Linked DNA regions of Homo sapiens: region 2 is linked to region 1. A link is a contact called in ENCODE Hi-C data. All regions are on one chromosome and are shown on one strand. Each heading gives the region's core, a stretch centred on a gene start or an enhancer-like site at or near the end of the contact. The rest is flanking DNA. Distances are from core to core; before and after follow the strand shown. Region 1 holds the start of LINC01798 (long intergenic non-protein coding RNA 1798). Region 2 has its middle 110 kb from the start of LINC02831.

Region 1 (3,126 bases), core at 442-2,941:
GAACTCCTAATACCATCCATACAGCTTTAATGCGTTTATAATTCGATAAGTGATTTCAATTTGAAATTGTTAGTAACTAATTTTATGGGTAATTTTTCCACATCAAATATTTAAGCATCAGATTAAGGGAGCCAGTTCCGACACTGGATAATAAGGGGGTTTCCCCCACTCCCGCGCCTCCGCCTCCCTCCGTTTCCTACCGAGTCGTTTTTCGAAATCCCCAAAAGATGGCAGTCGAAGCCGACTTTCCTCTTTTCCTGTGGCTCTGCGAAGGGAGGGGGAGAGAGGAGGATGGGGGAGTGCGAGAGTGGGGGGCGGAGAGAGAGAGAGAGACAGAGAGAGAGAAGGAGGAGGAGGAGAAGGAGAAGAAAAAAAGGGGGGAGAGAAAAGCTAGACGGTGCATGGACTTTTCAGACGAATTCTTTCACACGTTTCTAATACAAGCGAAAAGCAGTGGTGAATTTCCTGGAAAAGTCCTGGCAGAAATGAAAGCCAAAAAACGTGCCTTGTGGCCTCAGGGTACGGGATGTGAGAAACTCAGCACATTCAAGCTAAATCTTCATTTTAGAACAGGAGAGGGAGAGGGAGACCCAGAGAGGAACCGACTCGACTGACTTTAGGGTCTTTCTTTGTATTTTAACATTGTATATAAATACTACACAACTAGGCAACGTGTTTCCTCGAGGACTGGACTCTGCGAATTACATAATGAGGGGAAAGAGGTAGGGGTGGGGAAGGGGAAGGGGTGGGGGCAGACTGCAGCGGGCGGAGGGGAGACTGGGGCGAGCAGCGGATGAATTGCAGACCAGTTGCCAAAACTTTTTTTTTTTCCCTGCTGCTGCTGCTGCGGCTGCCTTTGCTGCTGCCTTTGCTTTGAATGTGGGTAACTAGGAAACAGCAAGCCGTCTGAGAAGACGGAATTTCCAACGTGTAAAATGTTCTTAACGGAACCATTGAGCGAGTGCAATAAGGCGTGAGGGGGAACTAATCTTCCCATTTAAATGTTTGTGGCAATTTTATCTAAATGAATTTTAATGCTAAACGAGGGTAATTCCCCATTTGTAGCGCGTTTACTTCTCTTTCCTGTGCTTCTAAAGCAGTCGAACATCATGCAATGAACAATAACAATAAAAATACTGTCAAGGCATATTATTCATTTTGAATGTGTTATAATTACAGCTGATTAAATATGATAGGGTAAAATATTTTTAATTTTTTGAAAAAAAAATTTAAATCATATTAAAAAGTAGTCTCATTCAGCCAGAGCCAGCCCCCTTTCCACCCCCCCCCCACCCCCCCACCCCCCCACCACCAAATAAAAATAAAAACCAGGTACAATTTTGTGCCCTTGTTTAGAGGAGGGCGTTTTGTTTTTGCCTTTTAGGAAACATCAAAAACACTCTCAGCACCTCTATTATTTGCCTCTTTCGGATAAGTGTCCTCAATAACCTTCGAGCTGGCTCTGAAATTTACAAGAGGAAAAGCTAAAATAGCATTAAGAGGGGAGGGCATCGAGGCAGGGGAAGAAAGGAACTGCGAAGAGCGAGGCTCTCACCTAAATGGCTCACAGAGGGGGAACTCACGGAAATAGCAGTTTATTTTTTCTAATTCCTGGACACTGCTGATCTCGATTCTTCAGAGTCACCATATTCCCTAACTACTCTTCACTTGTAAACCTCCCTCCCCTAGCGCCTCTCTCTTTCTCTCTGTCTCTCCCTCTCGCCTCTCTCCCTCTCCCCACCACACCTCCTCCCCTTTCTTTCCCTCCCCCACCCATCCTGAGCCTCCTCAGGAATAAAGGCTGAAAATAACCAACTCACCCGGGCATGTACTGGAGAGGAGGAGCAAATAGACAGTTTATAAAGTTTATTATTAATTGTTAAAGTAAATAAATGGTTGTTAACTGCTAGCAACCACCTATCAAAAGAGAATGATTTCACTCACATCGACTATTTAGGTAGAGGAAGAATTGCCACTAGGTCAACAAGGGAGATTTAAACAATCCCATCTATGGGCTGGGGAGGGGTAGAAGCGCTGCCAGAGATGGCTGCAGTAGGCTGAGCCTTGCTCTCTGCGCATCCACGTGTTTAGAAACAAGGCCCCATCAGCAAAAGGTGAGAATGCATTGCTACTCCAGCAGGTGAGTCAGTCAATCACACATCACCTAGTAAAGCCAACCCACAGCTGGTTTCTCTTTTCGAATAGAAAATAGAATTGCTAAGGGCCGGTTTATAGGGTGACTTGGGCCTGAATGTCAGACTTGAGTTTAAGGCTCTCTCTCCTCCGACCCATCCTTTGTTTACAAAGCAATCACTACTGAAAGGCTTATTTTTTAAAACGAATTTGCCTTAATTAAAATATTTGTATATTTTCCTTAGCTTTGGGAAGCACTTTTTATAGCAGCAATTTTATTTAAATAAAATTATAAGCTATTCCAGCTTAAACATATTATTTTCTACCATTTAGCCGGCTGCCATGCAGAAATCTTGTACAGCTGTTCTGGAAAATTGGTTAATAACCAGTTTTATCCAATGAGAACATAGAGCATATTTATAAAAATTAGATTTTGAAGTCTGGTCTCTTCAATTCATGTAGTTAATTTCCTAATAAACATATACTGCTCATCCTAGGTAACATCCTTTAGTAAAAGACTTAACTTTGTACTTAGGTTTGCCTTTATGTGCAAGAATAATTTCACTGATATTAGATGAGTAATTCTGTTGGATGTAATTCTGAGTCTAGAGTTAGTTTAGTGCCTTTAGGCCTCAAATTTGCTGATATTAGGAGTTCATTAAGTCAGCTTAAAGAAATCAGTGGTTATTATTAAACAACTTACTTTGCGGTTAAAATTGTCAAATACATATATGGCTTAGGGAGCCAAAATTAATTTTTATATTTACTGTATTAATCTTTAAAAATCTGGGGGGCAGTAAACAAATTTTTCAAGCAGTGGAGTCAGCATGACAAAAATAATCTTGTTTTTATTTTAGATTCAGATTTCATTACTGCACTCAAACGACTACAACTGGGCTTGGCGTTATTATACAATCCAAACTGTTTCCATCAGAAACGCTAAGACTCAGTGTGCAATGATTGTTATTAATAATTAGCTCCTTGGTTTCTTGA
Region 2 (3,126 bases), core at 274-2,773, 1.1 Mb before region 1:
ACTGGTGGAACCAACCAATGAACAGAAAATTAGAGGGCTGCTCTGGTTAAGGCTGGAGTGTGCTGTGGCTCAGGCCTGATCCATGCATCTCCACTCCCTCACCCCAGGGGAGTTAAGGAGAGTTAAGGGGAGTCAAGCGACTTCTGATCTAGGAGTGTGCTCGCATGTTCTTGGTTGATGAAGCTGAGAAGCTGTTTTTGGAAGGTGCTGACCCTCAAGCCTAGCTATCTGGAGTCTCAGGTCACTGCCAACAAACCAAACTGTACCTGACTGTACCTGAAATCCTCTTGTACCAATTTCTCAGAGCTAATAATGATCAAGTAGGCCAAGCCAAAAGAATAACTAGAATGTTTTATAGAAACAGAATTATAGTCGACCTCGGAAATGATACCAACCCTTCCAAGACCCTGCCAACAGTGGATGCAGCAAGAGTTTATGTCAAAGCCTGCGTCTCCCATAATGGTGCCCACTGAACGCTTGAGGCTCCATTCTCAGAATTTCTTACACAGTCCCAGGTGTTACCAGGCGTGTATTCTTCAAGGTCTCACCTACTGTGTTCTTCCTGCCCTGCTGACACTTTAAACTCTGGTTCAGTTGCTTCGGTGCGCAAAGAGCTCTTCCAGAAGACCTACTTTTTAACAGGACATTTACTTTCGATTTCCTTCTCTTCTTACTCAGCTTTCTCCTTCTCAAAGCAAAGGACTTGATTGTTTTGTATTCGAACAATCTGCCCTGAGGTTAAAAAGGTATTTACTTAATCAGTTGCCCACGATGCATGTCCAAAGAGTAATGCTTCAGCATCTCTTTTCTGGTTCCAGGAGGGAGGTGAAAGGGCCCTTCAGAATAAGAAGGGTGTGGGTAAGATCGGGAAAGATACTTAGGAAAAAGTTTGATTCTCTTTTGTATCTCCATGCTGTACTCCCCAATATGAATGCTGTCTTACCTAAGGCCAGATCTGAGAATACAGGAGTAAAGACTAAATGGTTATATGTCTTTGAAAGGAAAAATTAATTTTTTTGAACTTTCAAAAGTTCTTTTTTGTGACTAGGGTGGGCTTTCTTGTAACTAGGGTGACCTGCGAAGTTGTACAGGGCACCAAGCCCGGAGGACTCCTCACTTGGTTTAATGCTCTGCTGTCACCATCTTGAAATTCTTAATAATTTTAGAACATGGGGTTCTGCATTTGCCTTTTGCATTGGGTCCTGCAAATCACGTAGCTGGTCCAGCCTGCAAAGCAGTTTGGGATACATGTGTTTGTTTGTAGTGAAAGTGGGTTGGAAGAATTACGTTTGTATGGGTGTTATGACCACTCTGGCTACCAGCCTTGTAATAAAAAACTGTTCTGGCATAAAAATATATGTTTAATTCAGAGTTAAAAAGAACTATACTATATGGGAAGCATGTGGTTACGCTGAATTTGGTATCTCACCTTTATAAGTTAAAAGACTAGTTCCTTCTCAGTGCCTTGTGCTATTTTTGACTTACAAATCCTGACACTCCAGGGTATGACCTTTTCTAACCAACGCTTGCCTTGCTGGCAGTGAGGTTACCATGGGTCAGGGCTGAGCTGCTTCATCTGTCATTTTCCCGTTGGGTACAGAATGAGCCTTGATAATTAAGTGAGTCAGGAGTTTCAGTGTGGTTTTATCATCCTTCTAGTTGATAATATTTAAAATAAATGATCAGATTATTCTAATTTATTTCAGGTCATTGCGTTCCAAAGACCCAGTGTTATTTTTCAAGGCAGATGTTGAAAAATGCCAACATCATAAAAAATTAGTTTATTCACATAATCTTTAGTAAAGTCACAATAAAATATATATTGAGTTTTTCAAAGAAGATATCAGGAAGTAAATGTTTCATAATATAATTATTAGCAAGATTATAAATATCAGATTTCAGATAGTGTAATGGAGAAAAATAATAAAATAAGAGAAAAGCATGAGTAGCTAAATTTTTTAAAAAGGATAATATAATCCCTAATCTGATTTGTCAAGGAATGTCGGACATTAGAAGTTGACTTTGTTCTATAATTTAAAGTGAGGCAAGGGCCAATTAGGCCCTGCCATCTGGTCCCATAGCTATTGTTGTTTGTAAGTATGTTCTGAGCACTGTGCATGGTGGGTCATTTTGACCTGTCATGTGCCCTCTCAGCCATCTTAGAGAAGATAAAAAACTGACTCTCATTTTGGGAGATTGTGCAATGTGCTCAGGGGTCCTATGGTTTCTTCAGTGTGGACATCAAAAACTCAAGTATCTACAGGGGCCAAGCAGGCTACCAAAATGGTTGGTGCCCCTGGGTGGGGACTGGGTTGAACTGGAGAGCCATGTCCAGTCTCAAGTGAGCAGCACGTTCGGTAACTGACATTAGCTGAGCAGAGCAAATATGGTTGTCAGAGGTTCTGATTTTTCAACAGTTCTGATTTCTCTTCACTGGAAGATTTGAAAGGCTATCTAGTGAATCAATATCTGAAAATTCGGCTGTCCAAAAACATCTGTCACCATGGATTGCCCATACCCTGCGTAAGTGCACTGCTGTGGGCTGGGGCATATTGATCAAGGAAGAGGGAAGGTTATTTTGAGGGCTCACATTATTTTCTTAAACTAGAGGAAACCAATTCCTTTTATATTCAATTACAGGGCAATCCTTTCTCTTGTTTTAATTTAGTTGACACTGGTCTCATTTGATTCCTTCTTTATGGACTCCATCTTCCTAACTACAAAATAGGAGTGAAAACCTCCTGATTTTTACTTCAGATTGAATATTAGAAAATATAATAAATAGATATATATTTCTGGCTGAGAAGTGTGCAATGAACAAGACCACCTAGAGAAGAGAAGAAAACTCTTTTGCTATTAATTGACTTAATGGACATGAAAAATGTGCATTTCATTCTGACGTGGTTTATGGAATGGGCATATCCTGATGGGGAAATGGCCTAAGTGACCGCACCTTCCCTCATTTTCTTTCAATCCTGAAATTTTGTGAAGTCAAATGATTGATTTTTTTTTAAGGATTTATGGGCTATTTTCCTTATTGATGAGCTAGTTAGACCAAGCTAAGAATTTCTAATCAGATTAGTAAATAAAATATCTTTCAAAGCCATTCTCACTTATCTGTGTATG

Evidence for each region. A loop is a pair of places that touch in the nucleus more often than their neighbours do.
Region 2: a loop to region 1 is called in a map of Right ventricle myocardium inferior, with 2.6 times the contacts of the local background. The contact joins the enhancer-like site here to the promoter of LINC01798 in region 1. A Hi-C loop is called at or near these places in 2 of 168 maps with a recorded cell type or tissue (Right ventricle myocardium inferior and posterior vena cava).

What each region holds. Positions count from the first base shown.
Region 1 is chr2:66,572,595-66,575,720 of GRCh38, reverse strand. It overlaps LINC01798 (long intergenic non-protein coding RNA 1798), which reads right to left and starts at 1,691. Exons shown (of 6, transcript NR_110156.1): 1 at 1,556-1,691. It overlaps MEIS1 (Meis homeobox 1), which reads right to left. Exons shown (of 13, transcript NM_002398.3): 13 at 1,852-3,126. RefSeq lists enhancers at 2-457, 2,852-3,126.
Region 2 is chr2:67,673,285-67,676,410 of GRCh38, reverse strand. No RefSeq gene overlaps it. Among named protein-coding and RNA genes, the nearest start is that of LINC02831, 110 kb to the right of the region's middle. Within about 2 kb of position 1,523, at least 2 of the 41 ENCODE cell types and tissues checked have a DNase peak (open chromatin) inside an H3K27ac peak, as active enhancers do.